2 separate regions of the Mus musculus genome follow, and region 2 is linked to region 1. A link is a loop called in an ENCODE intact Hi-C map of the cell type or tissue named here. Cell type or tissue: gastrocnemius. All regions are shown on one strand.

The links. A loop is a pair of places that touch in the nucleus more often than their neighbours do. Peaks named below come from ENCODE experiments on the same cell type or tissue, not always from the same donor. Only the 100,000 strongest peaks of a DNase experiment are listed, where the experiment ranks them.
Region 2: it touches region 1 in a loop (2.5-fold over the local background); 2 of 42 quality-filtered maps call a loop at or near these places.

What each region holds. Positions count from the first base shown.
Region 1 is chr9:110,699,298-110,707,297 of GRCm38, forward strand. All of the region lies in intron 2 of Ccdc12 (coiled-coil domain containing 12), which reads left to right. Among named protein-coding and RNA genes, the nearest start is that of Gm35715, 28 kb to the left of the region's middle. In gastrocnemius, no CTCF peak of the experiment used is centred here; DNase peaks (open chromatin) are centred at 3,912 and 7,453.
Region 2 is chr9:110,458,318-110,466,317 of GRCm38, forward strand. All of the region lies in intron 1 of Klhl18 (kelch-like 18), which reads right to left. Among named protein-coding and RNA genes, the nearest start is that of Klhl18, 14 kb to the right of the region's middle. In gastrocnemius, no CTCF peak of the experiment used is centred here; no DNase peak of the experiment used is centred here; H3K27ac peaks cover 892 bases.

The DNA.
Region 1 (8,000 bases):
GGGATTTGAACTCTGGACCTTCGGAAGAGCAGTCGGTGCTCTTACCCACTGAGCCATCTCACCAGCCCTCCAGCCCCGTTTTTAATACTTTTTTCTTTATTAAGATTTATTTTTATTTTATGTGTATGAGCTTTTTGCCTGCAGGTATGTATATGTAACTACATGCATGTATGTCTATGTGCACTAGTGCAGTATTCAAGGCCAGAAGAGGGCACCAGATTTTGATAACACGTGTGAGCCACTATGCAGTGTTGGGAATCAGACTAGGGTCCTGTGCAAGAGAGCAGCCCGTGCTCTTAGCCCTGATCCATCTCTCCTGCCCTCTTTGGAATTCTTTAAACACCTGTTAACTGGATTTTCAGGTGGAATGGGTAGAGAACTCAGCTAGTCTGTGAGGGAATGAGGGTGGAGTCTGTATAGCAGGTGGGATGGCAGTACTCACTGGGCAGAGGCTGATGGAACCAGTGACTAGCCTGGAATGGCTGCTAGCTGTTGATAAGCTGTCCTTGGGTGTGGCAGTACACACCTATAAACCTAGCACTCGGGAGGCTAAGGCTGAAGATTGGGAGATTTCGAGGCCTGCAGTTTGAGAATACCCACTTCCCTGAAATCTGGGAGACAGCTGTAAGACACTCCTCTGCCTTGGAGTGACACCACCACTGAGCTGTTACAAAGTTTGCTTGTCTGTCAAGCAGCCACTTGATGGTGAAGGAAAGCGTTTAGCACCAGTGACAGAAGCATCCCTTCCTTCTGCTGTTTGCAGTGTCCATGTTCTGGACCCACCTTGAACATTACCTACTCTGATTTTTTTGGAGCCAGGCACTGTGATTGCTCCATTCTGAGCTGGTCCCCTCCCCTGGGATGGCACTTTCAGCCCAGGTCTGGGTCTGGGGTGGAAGTCTGCCTCCCAGCTCGCTCTTCGTCCCACTTACCACTGTATGGTGCTGTTGCCCACAGTGATCTCCCCAGCGTGGGGCTGCTGGGCCAAGGGTTTGACCACTTTCGCGGGTCTTGAGAGAAGCCATGGTCACCCTCTAGAGCACTAAGATCTCTGCCTCTCCCTTCATTTTTGTGGTTATTTATTTATGTAGAGATGTGTGTGAGGTAGGCCTTAGAGCTCTGGTGTCTCTGTACTTTGGACGTTAAAACTGAGAGCCTTGGGGCTGGAGAGATGGTTCAGCTGGTAAGAGCACTCCTGCTTGCTCTTCCAGAGGACCTGAGTTCTGTTCCCAGCACTAAGGTCAGGTGACTTACAGCCACCAGTGACTGTGTTACCCAGCACCCTCTCCTGGCTCCTGAAGACACTCTCACAGAGATGGCATACATCACACGTGCACACAACTAAAAGACTTTTTTTTTTTTTTTTTAACGAAAGGCTTCTGTGGTCGCAGTTGCTGTCTCTCTGGGCATTGCTGACCTCTGGGATCCTGCAGACTCATCCGGCCTGTGAGTGGAACTGGATGATGAGGGGGACCAAGGTGACCAACTGAGGCAAACTGTGACCTTGTAAGCTTGCCACGAGGATTGGCCACCCTGTCTTGCTATCTCTACAAGGGTTCATGGCAGTGGAATGAGCCAGAAGAATCCTCAGGATCTGTAGGGAGAGAAGATGGGCCAGTGACCAAGGGTAGGCAGAAAGCGTGAACTGTGAAGTCGACAAAGACAGCGATGCCTTCGTGAGTGAGTCCTGGTGCTTGTTTGCCAATCGTAAGATGGAACCAGATAGGTGATCTCAGATTCCTTTCACTTTGGAGTTTATGGCCACAGAGAACATTGACTTTCTCCAGTCACCTGTGTGGCACATAGGAAGATGTAAGTGTGTGATATCCCCTGAATCTCCAGGCCAGCCCACACCTAGAGCCCCTGCAGCTGGCCTGGAGGTAGATCTTGCTGTGGTCACCAAGCCTGCTGCAGCACCATTCAGGTCTAGATAGAGGGGGGAGGAGATAAGGGAAATAGATACAAATGCACCCTTCTAGAAACAGACTCAACAGGATGTTAGCCTGGACATTGCCCTGTGCCTTGGCCATAAAGACTCAGATGGCACTTAGAAGTAGCTGTTGTGACCCAGCCACATTCCTACCGTCTGTTCCTGGGGACACAGTAGCTTCCTAGCTTCCTTCCCACTGTCTTCTTGTCATGAAGAGCCTTAGACACCCACGGGCTACCGTAATGTTCTTCCCCAAGCACCCCATGAATTTCTTTTCTCAACTGGAGGCGGCATGGGCTGAGTTCTGAGCCTATAGCACAGAGCCCAGAGCCACGTGCACAGTGTGTGGTTACCTCTGAGAGGCCAAGAGAAACTCAAAGGAGGTGGTCAGGGTCGCCCTGTGGGGTGGAAACGTCAGGGGAGGGATCTGCAGGGATCTAGGGAGTGTTGTGAAGTGAGCAGGCTGTGAGGCCTGAACCTTGTGAAGAAGTTTAGACTTAGGGAAAGAACTAGAGGCCCTGGACCAGCAAGAGTGGAGACACTGGAGGTGGCCTTTGTCTCTGCCTGCAGAGAAATACCAAGGCTTAACTCAGACGCTGGCTGCCAAAGCTGAGGGGCCTTATGGGAAGCCCGGTGCTTGTGGCCGAAGCTCAGTGACCTAGAGGTCTTGGGCTCACTGGTCCCTTTCCGTACACTTGGGGCCTGTTCTCTGATCTCTTCCACTCCAGGGGCTCACCTGCTGCCTTTTCCCTTCCCTGCCACAGCCATCCCACTGCCTCAACCGCCACTGCCTCCCCCCCCCCCCCATTTCCTCTGGTCCATTACTGGTTGTAGATAGTAACCAGATATTGATTAGACATTTTGGAAATTACAGAAAACCAAGGAAGGTTTTTTTTTTTAAACAATCCTACCTGATGTAAGCACTATCAGCATTGTGTTCCCGTGCATTTCCCACCCCTCATCAAGCCTTCTCTGCAGATGTTATTTTCGGAGGTTGTGTAATGACTTACCTCATAACTGCAGTGAGTTTATACATTGACTGATGCGAGAGATTTGTGTGTTTCAGCATTTGAAAGATATTAAAGGGATGCCGGGAAATACCTTCCCCAGCTCCTGGCTTTTAAGCTGTGAGTCTAGCCCGAGGCCTGACGTCCTAGCGCTTTCCAGCCTTCCTGCAGGGTTATTTCTATCACTGTTGACCGGCACACCATCCCTCACTTTGCTCTCCCTGTGCTGTGTCTTGGCATTCCTTCTAAAAAGGTCATAAAGAGTGTCTTCACTGTTCCTTTGACCATGGGACATTCTTCTGGTACAGTGTAAGGAGTTGAGGAAGCCCTGAGTGACATGGGCACGGCATGCCAAGGACCAAAGCCTCAAACACACAGGAGAGGCAAAGCTCTTGTCTAGTCCAGATGTGAATGTGAGTGCAGGCAGGTGTGCACAAACGCACAACTGTAGCCCCTCCTCGGGCTCTCTCTACCAGGGCTCTAGCTTGTTCTGTCATCTTCAGGCAGAGGCTGGCTCTTCTCTGGCCTGGCTCTCCCACTCCTTTGCCTTCTGGTACTTGAAAGCTTGGATTTTGGGGGTCACTGCATACTTCCAGCAAGCCCTTGCCCTGGCATTGTAAAGATTGGGAAGGGCCCATGAACTGAAGCCATCTTCTCCTTTTGCTGTGCAAACTCCAGTCCTTGTCGGCCTCAAACCCAGTTAGGAGCAGAAAGGACTGTGGCAGCCAGTAAGATAAGCCCAGCTTCTGGCTGGCCCAGTTTCCAAAGCTCACTAGTAACTGATAGCAAGCTGGTGGAGACCAGACAAACTGGAATGGCACACAGGTAGAAAGGAAAGAGGCCCTTTGGCTGAGCCTCAGCTATTAGGAAAGTGTCCTGGTGACCCTGATACCCTATGGGCAACACAAAGACCAGTTTCTGTTTGCCCATTAACCACAGTGAGGGCTACTGAGGGGCCTTGGCAAGCCCTGCCTATGTGTGCAGGGTGGCTTGTTGCCAGCTATGCACAAGGCTTTGTCCCTTTGTTTCTCTTGACAGTCGGAGCTCTCAGGGTCTCATCTAGAGGACTCTGCTGTAGTCAGTTCAGATGACTTCAGCCTTTCACACCTCAGGAGAGATGGATGACCTTGGCTTCCATGTGGATATTGATGATAGCATAGTCCAGCCCATGTCTGAAAAGTATCACAACTGAGATTTAGGTTAGGTCTGGGCCATACTGTTAGAAGTCCAGGGCTCTAGACCCCTCTTTCCCAGAAGCTACCCTATTCTAAGGGGTGCAGGTGCACAACAGAACCAGCATTTGGCTCCCACGATGCCCAGAAAAATGGCTGCTGTGTGAGTCCAGGTAGCGTCAACATTTCCTGGCCCACTAAGAGGGTGGTGGGTGATAGCTGGCCTCACTGGTCTGACTGGCACTGTTAATCCTACCATACTCAGACTGCAGAGAGAAGGCTGCTCGGCTGTGGGAAAGGCCCAGGAGGCATGCTGGGCTGCTCCTGAGAACCTGGCACCTCACCTATTCCATTTCCTCTTTCTTGTTAGTATGGTCTCTTTCCCCTCTCTCTTAGCATCTTTCGTAGGGAAGACAGAGTACATTCTTAACAAACGTCCTAAAAAGTAGTTTGTTGAAAAGCAGTAGTAGCTGGCCTTAGTCCCAGCACTTGCAGGGAGGCACAGGCAGGTGGATCTCTGTGAGTTCAAGGCCAGCCTGGTCTACAGAGAGAGTTTCAGGACAGACAGCACTATACAGAAAAACCCTATCTTGAGAAACCAAACTAAACCAAACCAAACCAAACCAAACAAGTAGTAGCAGTAGTTCTCCGTGTCCTGCACCATAGGCCCAGGACATGTGGATAGTAGGTGCCATCTGTCACTCTTTCTGCCCTTTGTACTATCTACTGGGTTGAATTTTTACTTGTTTGTCTCAGATAAGAGCTCACTTTGTAGCCCAGGCTAACTTGAGCCCCCTGCAGCCTCTTGTTCCTACGTCCTAGCGTTCCGGGTCAGCAGGACTACGCTGGTTTATATTTTATTTTTGTTTTGTTTTACTTTGCAGGGGTGGGGGAGTTTGGTTTGGTTTAGTTTAAACAAAGGGTCTTACTGGATCGCTGAGATTGCCTAGAGCTCAGTGTGCCTACCTCAGCCTTCACCTGAGCCTGCACCTCACTCCACTGCCTCAGTCTTCCATCAGTCAGTGGAGGCTGCAGCTGTCGGTTTCAGCTTCTTCACTGACGACTGGATATCTTTAATTTGCCTCTCTTTGTTACTGGATTTTAGTAATTTGGCAGTGGTTTGCCTACATATACTTTTCTTTGAAGTTCATGGGTTTTCTTGTTTGTGACAGCGTTTCAGGTATCCCAGCCTGGCTGCAAACCCAGTCTGTAACCCACCTTGAACTCGCTGTCCTGCCTGTACCTCCTGAACCCTCGGAACACCACAGAGATGCACCACCCTGCTTGGTTCTGCATATTAGAGATTAGATCCAGTGATTCCTTCAGGTCAGGCAAGCACTCACCCCTCAGCTACAGCCCCAGCCTGGAGTTCACCGTCTTCTTTAATCTATGGTTTGACAATTCTTTCCTCCATGTGTAGGCATCACTTAAGCACAGTGCCCACGGAGGTCAGAAGAGTGTCCGATTCCCATGAACTGGAGGTGCAGACGGTTGTGAGCTACCACGTCAGTACTGCAGACTGAACTTGGGTCTTCTGCCAGAGCAACATGCCCTTAGCCACTGGGCCAGCTCTCCATCTCATTTCATTAAATTCTGTATGGTTCTGTGCGAACATTCAGTCATTGCAGGGCATGGTGGTGCAGGCCTGTATTCCCACCAGCACTTGAGAAGCAGAAGCAGGAAGATATCCAATAGAAAGACAGCCTGGCTGGTGAGATGGCTCAGTGGGTAAGAGCACCCGACTGCTCTTCCAAAGGTCCGGAGTTCAAATCCCAGCAACCACATGGTGGCTCACAACCATCCATAACGAGGTCTGACTCCCTCTTCTGGAGTGTCTGAAGACAGCTACAGTGTACTTACATATAATAAATAAATAAATCTTAAAAAAAAAAAAAAAAAAAAAAAAAAAGGGCTGGTGAGATGGCTCAGTGGGTAAGAGCACCCGACTGCTCTTCCGAAGGTCCGGAGTTCAAATCCCAGCAACCACATGGTGGCTCACAACCATCTGTAACAAGTGACTCCCTCTTCTGGAATGTCTGAAGACAGCTACAGTGTACTTACATATAATAAATAAATCTTTAAAAAAAAAAAAAAAGAAAGAAAGAAAGACAGCCTGTGGCACATAGCAAAACTGTCTTCAAAACTCAGTCATTATCTCTTTAAAATTTAAGTCTTATCATATTCCATAGGCATCCAGGGTATGTGGTGCCTGCCTGTTATCCTAGCACTTGGGGGAAAATGCTGGGGGGGTCAGGAGCTCAGGGCCACATGGGACACATGAGACCCATTTTAAAAGGAAGAAAAGAAGACTGTGAAGAAAGCTCAGTGGTTAGAGGTGGTTGCTGCCAAGCCTGATGGCCCATGTTGAAGGGGAGAAGTCACTCCTCCAGGCTGTCCTCTGACCTCTGTGGTACATGTGCACACACACACATGCACAAGATAGGTAGGTAGGAAGGTAGGTAGGTAGGTAGGTAGGTAGGTAGGTAGGTAGATAGATAGATAGATAGATAGATAGATAGATAGATACAGACAGACAGACAGACAGACAGACAGACAGGCAGGCAGGCAGACAGGCAGATAGAGATAACAACAACCAAACCCTGCAGAAATAGAAAAAAGTGGAAAATTACTTCTTTTTTACTTTATATTTTGGGGAAACAGTCTTACTGTTAAGTTCAGGCTATCCTCAAATTTGCAATTCTCCTGCCTCAGCTTCTTAGTACTAGCTTCCACCACTACACCTGACTGTAAAGTCTGTTTTTGACAATTCTAGTACATGCTTGGTTTCCAGTGAGCCGTGGGTGTTACGTTGGAGCCCACCTGAAGTTCCGGATTGTTTCCTTCTCTCCATAGACCTTATTGCCCCTCTCGCCAACAGCTGGCCTAGGGGTTCCCTCCCTGGTCCTTCCTTTTGGGACTGACGGGGCGCCCAGTTACATCACACACACACACATACACCCGAGGGGTGATCCACCTGCCCTGGTGTTGTATAGGCTCTTTCTATCTCTGGTGAAGTGACGTGCAGGTTCACCCGTTGTTAAGATGGGGTCCCAGTGGGCAGCCCGGGGCTTTGCCAGGGCCTGCTCCTCCTTGATTCTGCTACATTTTTCTCTCTCCAGCCTGTGAGGGTGCAGGGGAGCCCAACTTTCCAGACACCATTAGCAAGAGACAGGTGCTCAGGGGACGTTCTTGTTCTTCGCTTATTACTTCTGTGTCGGCAGGCTTGGTTCTCCAAGGCCGGCCAGTGGATGTTTAAACTGTCTGTGCCTAATTTGTTGTTTGTGAAGAGGGAATTAAATCTTGGACCTGCTTAGAGAAGCCCCAAGCACAACTCCGTGCCCCTTTCCCTGAGACCCCTGCCCTTGGGCAGTGGGCCAGGGACACAGGGATTCAGGCTTTGGGGCCCCTTCATGCTGGTGGCCATCTGAGGACACGGAGCCGCAGGTGAAGCTTGCTGCTGCCTAGTCCCCTGTGATTACTCATGGACCCTGGATCTGGTGGTGGGGTTGGGATTTTTTTTTTTTACTCTCCTCACTAATCCCTGCCGTTTTCTTCCCACACCCAGTTTCTGTTCCTCTTTTCTCTCCACCCTGTGGTGAACTAAAGCCATGGTAGCAGATAGGCTCCACTTCTCACTGTGTGTCTAGTGACCTGTTGCTCACCCCAGGCCTAAGCAGGCATAGGGAACAGGGGCAGGAGACCCCTAGACATGTGCGATTGATTGGCATGTGGGTACCGGCACTCCCTGGGTTTAGCCTGGCCCCAGGGACCTTGGCAAGAGGGAAGACGTGGTGAGTTGGAATGTGAGCTGGGGCCACTAGTTAGTTGTGCAGCCACAGGCATCGTGCACCTCACCTGTGGAATGGCTTGCCCTGTCAGGGACTGGGGAAG
Region 2 (8,000 bases), 240 kb before region 1:
TTTTCTTCTGGTATTGGGGATTGAACCGGGGCTTGTACATGTCAGACAAGTACTTTACCCCTGAGCTACATCGCCAGCCTGGTAGGAGGGTTTTACGTTTGAGGCCAGAGTGGACTAAGCATATAGTACATTTCAGAAATAGTTTCAGCTATGTAGTAAGATCCTGTCTAAAAAAGTCCAGGAGCCAGGTGTGGTGGCACATATCTTTAGTTCCAGTATCTGGAAGGCAAAGGTGGGCAGATGTCTTGAGTTTGAAGCCAACCTGGTCTACCTATTGAGTTCCAGGGTAGCTGAAGTCACATGGAGAGACCTTGTTATAAATCAATCAATCAATCTCTCTCTCTCTCTCTCTCTCTCTCTCTCTCTCTCTCTCTCTCTCACACACACACACACACACACACACACACACACACACACACACACACACACACTTACTTTTCTGTCCTGTCTCCTGTCTTGGTATGGTCTGTGAGTAACAATAAGGTTTTGCACTTTTAGGTGGCTAGGAATAAAAGCTAGAAGAAGCATTGACATCTCAGGATGCTGTGAACGAGATGTGAAGCATGGTCCACGGCCCCTGTGCTAAAAGTCTGGTCCTGAGCTCACAGTACTATCTGGGAAGGCCTAGCTGGAGGAGTGTGTCCCTAGGGACAGTGTCTTGTCCTGGCCTCTTCCTCTTCCAATTTCTGCTTCCTATGAACCATGAGGTGAGGGGCTGTGTTCTGTCATGCCCTCCTCACCAGGGTGGCCTAACACCTCTGTTAACACTGGCTTTGATAACACTGGATACCAGAGTGGAAAGAAATTCAAATGTCGGTGTCCAGATATGGTCCATATTATGCTCATACCTTGGTTTGTTTTCCTGTGTGATGCTAGGAATTGAACCTGTGGCCTTGTACACACTGCTCAGTCACTCTGCAAACTGACAAAGCTCAGCAGCTGTTGAGTGACTGACGGCCCACAAAGCCAAAACAGTTACTATCTGACCTTTCACAGGGAACAAATACCAAGAAGGAAGTGGGCCAGTCCTCCAGAAAGAGGAAGCAGCAGTTCTCAGTTAAGACCTCAGCCCTGGGAATGCCTCCCTCAGCTCCTCTCAATGCTTCCCTCAATAAATCTATATGAGCTCTGCTAAGACAAACCAACACCTCTAACCGAATCCCTCTCCATTTCCTGCTCATGCTCATGGACTCTCTTAGCCAAATCAGCAAAACTTATCTGCAGTCTGTGGAATTCAACACTGACTCTACACAAAGTGCTTCCTCCTTTGTAGAATGCAGAAAGGCTGAGCCTGAGATAAAGGCATTTAATCCCCAGGACCTGCCTTTTTGTTAAACAGTCTCAAATTCAAGCTGGCCTTGAACTTGCTGTGTAAGTGAGGCCCAGGTGGACTTGTGAGTCTCCTGCTTCAGCCTCCCTAGTGTTAGGGTTATAAGTATCACCACCATGCCTTTAATCTCAGAGACAAGATCTTGCTATATAGCCCTAGCTGGCCAACAACTTTAGCCTAGGCTGCCTTCAACTCAGAGTAATCCTCCTGCTTCAGTCTCCCAAACACTATGATTATAGGCATGTGTCACCATAGTCAGTCCTCTGTCATTAGCCTTCTTTTTTTTTACTGTGTGATGCTCTCCAGCATCACCTGAGAGGTCAGCAGGTGTGGTAAGGGCCAAGCTGTGGACAGCTTGACTTCAAGGCTACCAATACAATCAGTCCTGAAGAAATAAGTGAGCTATACCAGGCTCTCTGTTCAGATGGCTTCTAACAGGCTAGTGTATAAGGAACTGTCAAGGAGGGGAGGGGGGTCTTTTTCTTCAATGCTGGTGATCTGCCCACCAGCCCACAACACTGACAGAGGAACCTTGATCAGCTTGTTAGAAGCAGAAATGAGCCTCACAAATCCACAGGGCTGGGAAATGGATGGCAAGTGTTCTCAAATACACCAGGTTCAGCCTGAGGGTCTGGCAGTGTTTTAAAGTATACTCCACCAAAAAGTGAGGGGGGGGGGGCTGGCGAGATGGCTCAGTGGTTAAGAGCGCCGACTGCTCTTCCGAAGGTCCCGAGTTCAAATCCCAGCAACCACATGGTGGCTCATAACCATCCGTAACGAAATCTGATGCCCTCTTCTGGAGTATCTGAGGACAGTTACAGTGTACTTACATATAATAAATAAATAAAAAAAAAGTGAGGAGGGGACATGGTGGCACACATCTTTAATCTCAGCACTCAGGAGGCAGAAGCAGGTGGACCTCGGAGTTTGAGGCTAGCCTGGTCTACAAAGTGAGTTCTAGGATAACCAGGATTACCCAGAGAAACTCCATATCAATAATAATAATAATAATAATAATAATAATAATAATTAAAAAATAAAATAAGAGATAGAAGGAATATTCCAGACTACTGATGAAGCTTTGGTCTTTCTGCTTTTCAGACTCCCCAGGGTAGGAACTCAGGAAGGCAGTGAGAGTTGCTGAGTGTTGACAATGGGATGTGGGGTTCCACCCCACATAAAGAGCAGGTTAAGACGGTCTAGCCTATTTCCAGCCTTTGAGAAGCCTATTACCTTTTATCACTCATACTGGACAGGGGAGCAGAGGAGAGGGGGAGAGGAAGGCAGAGTCCTCAGGAATCACTGCGTCTGACAAGACCAAGATCAAAGCTATTTCTTACCAGTCCAGAGTCCTCATCATGAGACTTCACGTGCACAACCGGCTCCCATCTCACCTTCCTCCTCGCTCCTCTAAGACGTGCATTCTTGAAACCACCGGATGCTATTTTCATGCCTGAGCCTTTGAGGCCTCCCTCCCTCAGCCCACAATGCCTCTTCCCACCCTATCTGTCTAAGATCTGTCATCCTGAAATGCATCGATCACATACCATTCTTCCCCGTGAAACAGGCACAAACCCTCCATACTTTAAGCAGGAATCGTCCTTTTGGTTTCTTGCAGGCTGCTGGTTACAACTGCACACCATAGAACTCACCACACTGTGTCTTATCTAACAGTGAGTTGAAGAGCATCTTTGCCACTAATCTATAAACACCAAAGACAAAGGGAGGCCTCTTCCTGGTGTTGCTTCATACACCTAGCCAAGCGCCATGCCCAGGTGAATGTGCTTGGCTAGCAGTATGCTGACTCATGGAACATCACAGACAGACAGACTGCCTTAGCCCTGGGGGGGGGGGGTTCAGCAGCCCCTTCTGAGCATTTGAAGGACAACGGGAGGTGAAGAAGGCTCGGGTGCCTCAGAAGCTCACCCTCTAGAGGGAGAAAGCAAACGCACTTGTGCTTAGGAGAGGAGGAGCGGAGTGCCAGGGCTTCCTGTGCACAACACACACATCTCTAGATCAGCCAGGAGCTGGTGGTGGCGGCGGCACACGCTTTTAGTCCCAGCACATGGGAGGCAGTGCCGGGCCAGCCTGGGCTACACACAGACAAACCCTGTCTCAAAAACAAACAAACAAACAAACAAACAGAGCCACTAGATCCAGTTCAGGACAGCTGATGTGGGCCCTAAAACTCTGCGTTCAAACAAGCTCCCAAGCAGTGCTGATGCTCTGGGTCCAATGACAACAATGTAAAGGTATCTTCTAGTGAAGGTGCAGTAGAAGAGGGAGTGACTAATTACACCAGAAGAAAAGTGAGACTCACAGAGACTCAACTTTACACAATTACCCACTATGCTAGGACAGGGCAGAAGAAAGAAAACTCGGGTCATTTCCAAACAGAAACACATGGGTCGGCAGGGAGAGAGGTGTGTGAACCTGTAACTACAACATTAAACGCAAATGCCCAGTGTTCTAGGACCCCAGTGGCTGCACACACCTGTGATCACACCTGGGAGAAGGTAGCAGATCAAGAGTTCAGGGTCATCTGTGACATCACCAGTTTGAGACCAGCCAGGAGATATGAAACCTGGCCTCAAAAACAAACACACAAAGATGAAAGGATCCTTAAGGCACGAACATAAACCTGCCCGGCAGATGTGTCTGCAGAGGCAGGAAGCATGGAAGACAGAGAGTGCAGATCACAGACAGTTACTGCAGGAGACTGGGCGACTAGAGGAGAAGAGCAAGAGGGGCGAGAGGAAAGTCAGAGTACTGAAAGCACAGTGGGCAGAGCTAGGAAAGCCAGCGGGCTGCCGGGTCCCATCATAAGCACCTTTTGCTGGCCTCTGAGTCAGCAGGGGCAGTGGGGATTTGTGAGCAGCTTAGAGTAATCGGGCAGTCAGTGCAATCAGCAGTCCCTCCCTACACCCTCCAGAAAACTAGCTGCCATCTGCTGCTTTTGCATTTCCCTCCACCTCTGGACAGTGTGATAAACTTATTACCTAGTCCAAAACACAAACAACAAGACAGTATTTACCAAAATAAGGCAGCGGTACCTTGAAGACGCTGGTTGCTGCACAGCTCTGCCCCGCCCCATACTTCCCTGACAAGTCCATAACCTTGTTTCCAGTGTACAGAGTAGGCTTTCCTGGGGTGGTGGGATAGCTTAGTGGAAAGAGCTCACGATACGAGCATGAGGACCCGAGTTCAGATCCCAGCACCACATACAAATCAGGCTGTGGCAGAAAGCGTCTGGAATCTCAGGAGTCAGGACAGGAGGTCCCTGGAGCTCACTGGTCATTCGGTCTAGCCCAGCTGACCTCCAGGTTCAGCAAGAGACCTTAGCTCAAAAACATAAGTGGAGAGTAACTGAGTAAGATAGCCAAGATATCCAGTATTGACCTCTGGCCTCCATATGCATGCACACACAGAGGGACAGGTACAAATGCACCATGCGTGCACACATGCGTGGGAGAGCCATATAGACAGGACACACACACACACAAATGAAATGAGATAAATTAAAAGTGTAAAAGACGGGCTGGAGAGATGGCTCAGCGGTTAAGAGCACTGACTGCTCTTCCGAAGGTCCTGAGTTCAAATCCCAGCAACCACATGGTGGCTCACAACCATCCCTAATGAGATCTGGCGCCCTCCTCTGGTGTGTCTGAAGACAGTACTTACATGTAATAAATAAATAGATTATTTAAAAAAAAAAAAAAAGTGTAAAAGACTCGCCTTCAATAATGAGTTCTTGCTCTGCTTATTCCCACCATCTCCCCTGAACAAAAATGAAGGAAAGTGCAGGTAAAATCCTGTGGATTCCTCATGATCCATGGAGCAATCCTACCACGTATGCTACAGATTTACCCCTAGCCTCTGCCTTCACTCACAGATAAGTCATAATTATTGCTGGCTTTATCCACTTATTCATAAAGGCAAGGTAGTTTGATAAGAATGGCCTCCATACTCATGGGTTTGAATGCTTGCCCCATAGGTAGGGGCACTATTAGGAGGTGTGGTCTTGTTGGAGTAGGCGTGGCCTTGCTGGGGGGGAGTGAGTCACTGTGGGGTGGGCTTCAAGGATTCAGTTTTCTTCTGCCTGCAGATTAAGATAGAGACCTCTCAGCCGGGCGTGGTGGCGCACGCCTTTAATCCCAGCACTCGGGAGGCAGAGGCAGGCGAATTTCTGAGTTCGAGGCCAGCCTGGTCTACAGAGTGAGTTCCAGGACAGCTAGGGCTACACAGAGAAACCCTGTCTCGAACCCAAGCCGCACCCTCCCCACCCCCAAAAAAGAGTTGCTGAGGTCATGGTGTCTCTTCACAGCAATAGAAACCCTAAGACAGACAGTGTACATCTGTTTTGGTGCTGGGGTTGACGTGAGAACCTGAGGCTTGCTGGATACTGCTCTTCACTGAGTTGCTCATAAGGTGCTAGAAGATCAGAGTTTTAAGCAAAGAACTAAGCTGAGTGGGGAAGAGAGGGACCTGGGCTGACTTCACGCACTTCCTCTTTTCTTTTTGGTTATTCTGTTCTTACCATGTCAGCTCCCTGAAGGTTCCACAAAATAACAAACACACATGTGCCTACCTCTGGCCCCGTGCTTATTCTTCTTTTCACTCCATACTTCTCCCTCCCCTGCTGGAATGAATCACTCCTTGCCCGTGGATCTCTATTCAGAGAGGCTGCTCTGGCTCCTCTGATAAAAACAGCATTCTCAGACTCCTTACTCTGCTCAAATTCATCACAGACTTATCACTATTGGACATTCATAGCAGTTTTTCGGTTTGCTGTTTGCTATCCTACTACGAGCACAAGCTTACATTCACAAAGACCTTCCTTGAACAAGGAAGACAGAGACACATCTGTGGAATAAAATGAAAGTCACCCAGAGAGAGCAGGATAACAGAGTCAAGAAGCTGAGCAGGGCTGGGCAGTGGTGGTGCACACCTTTAATCCCAGCACTCAGGAGGCAGAGGCAGGCGGATTTCTGAGTTCGAGGTCAGCCTGGTCTACAGAGTGAATTCCAGGATAGCCAGGGCTACACAGAGAAACCCTGTCTCGAAGAAAAAAAAAAAAAAAAAAAAAGCTGAGCATGTATATGAACACATGTGCTCGTGTGTCAATCTGTTGGTTACCCAGTGATCATTCCCTGAGGTCTACAGTAACTCTCTGGGAAGGCCAGCAAGATGACTAACAGGTCAATGCCCAGAACCCATATAAAAACCAGAGGTTCAGGAACATGAGCATCTGTAATGCCAGCACTCCCACGGTGAAGACAGGTGGCCAATCAGCAAAGTGTGCCGTGTTACCACATCTTATATATAACAGTGCTGGTGGGCCAGTTAGTTAGTGTTGCAGAATATTTGATCACACTGTTTTGTTTACTGGAAAAACCTATTTCTAGTTGTGGTGTGGCTCAGCCCTCAGCACACACCTTTAATTCCTCTGGCTGGAATACAGACAAGCCCTTAGTGCACACCTTTAATTCCAAACAGGAAGCACCCATGTTTGTAAGTGATGTCTTAAGTTGAGCAAAGTGACGAATCAGAGAAATTTGACAGAATAGGATATACCTAACTCTCATGAGAAGAGAGAGGAAAGGGGAGCTACTTAAGAGACCAGTGAAAAGAGAGAGAGTGGGGGAGAAGCATTTTAACTGAGACAGTTGTAGAGACTCTGTGAGAAAGGCATGACGGATGGCATGACTGCTTAAGAGATCCCATGAAGCAATGAGGCTTGGATGACCTGATACTTGTGAGCTCCGACTTAGAGCCAGGCAGCACGCTGGGGCCCATAGCCATGTTCCCAGAGTAGGCAGAGGTCAAAGGGCAGGGCATGTGGGCCTGGAGTTGCCAGTCGGTGGGTGCCCGAGGGTAAAAATCTGCACCTTACAGAGGCTTGGTAGGGCAGAGATGCCAGCTCAAGGTTCATGGTGTCAGCACCACCCCTTCCACCTCTTCCCTGTGAGCAAAGGCTGCAGCCTGAGGTACAAGCTAACAGCCCAATGGAAACAACAACCATAACTGCAATCCCAGAGAGCGGCCTTTGACCAGGTAAAAATCTTTGGAATTCTGCTTAAATGTGAAAGAAAGAAAGAAAGAAAGAAAGAAAGAAAGAAAGAAAGAAAGGAAGAAAGATAGATATGAATATATCATATATGAATATGAATATAAAAAGTCATAGGGAGAAATAGTAAATAAAGTCTCTGAAGGAAGGAGAGAGCTAGAGATTTAAAAAAGGAGCCAGGTGGTGGTGGCGCACGCCTTTAATCCCAGCACTCGGGAGGCAGAGGCAGGCAGATTTCTGAGTTCGAGGCCAGCCTGGTCTACAAAGTGAGTTCCAGGACAGCCAGGGCTACACAGAGATACCTTGTCTTGAAAAAACCAAAGAAATATAATAATAATAATAATAATAATAATAATAAAATAAAAAAGGAAAATATTTTCTATGTTAAAAATGGAGAAAAACGCAATGACGGAAGGCATCTGGATCCTGTATAACTTTGTTTCACTTATCAGCTTACAAATAATTATATTTTCAATAATGATCAAATGTTAGATATCCTAATTTTTTTTGATATCCTAATTTTTAAGAGAGACTATAACAAAGCAAACTTAGATAATAAAGAACTGAAAAAAAATCCCTGCTAAATTATAGACAATACAACAA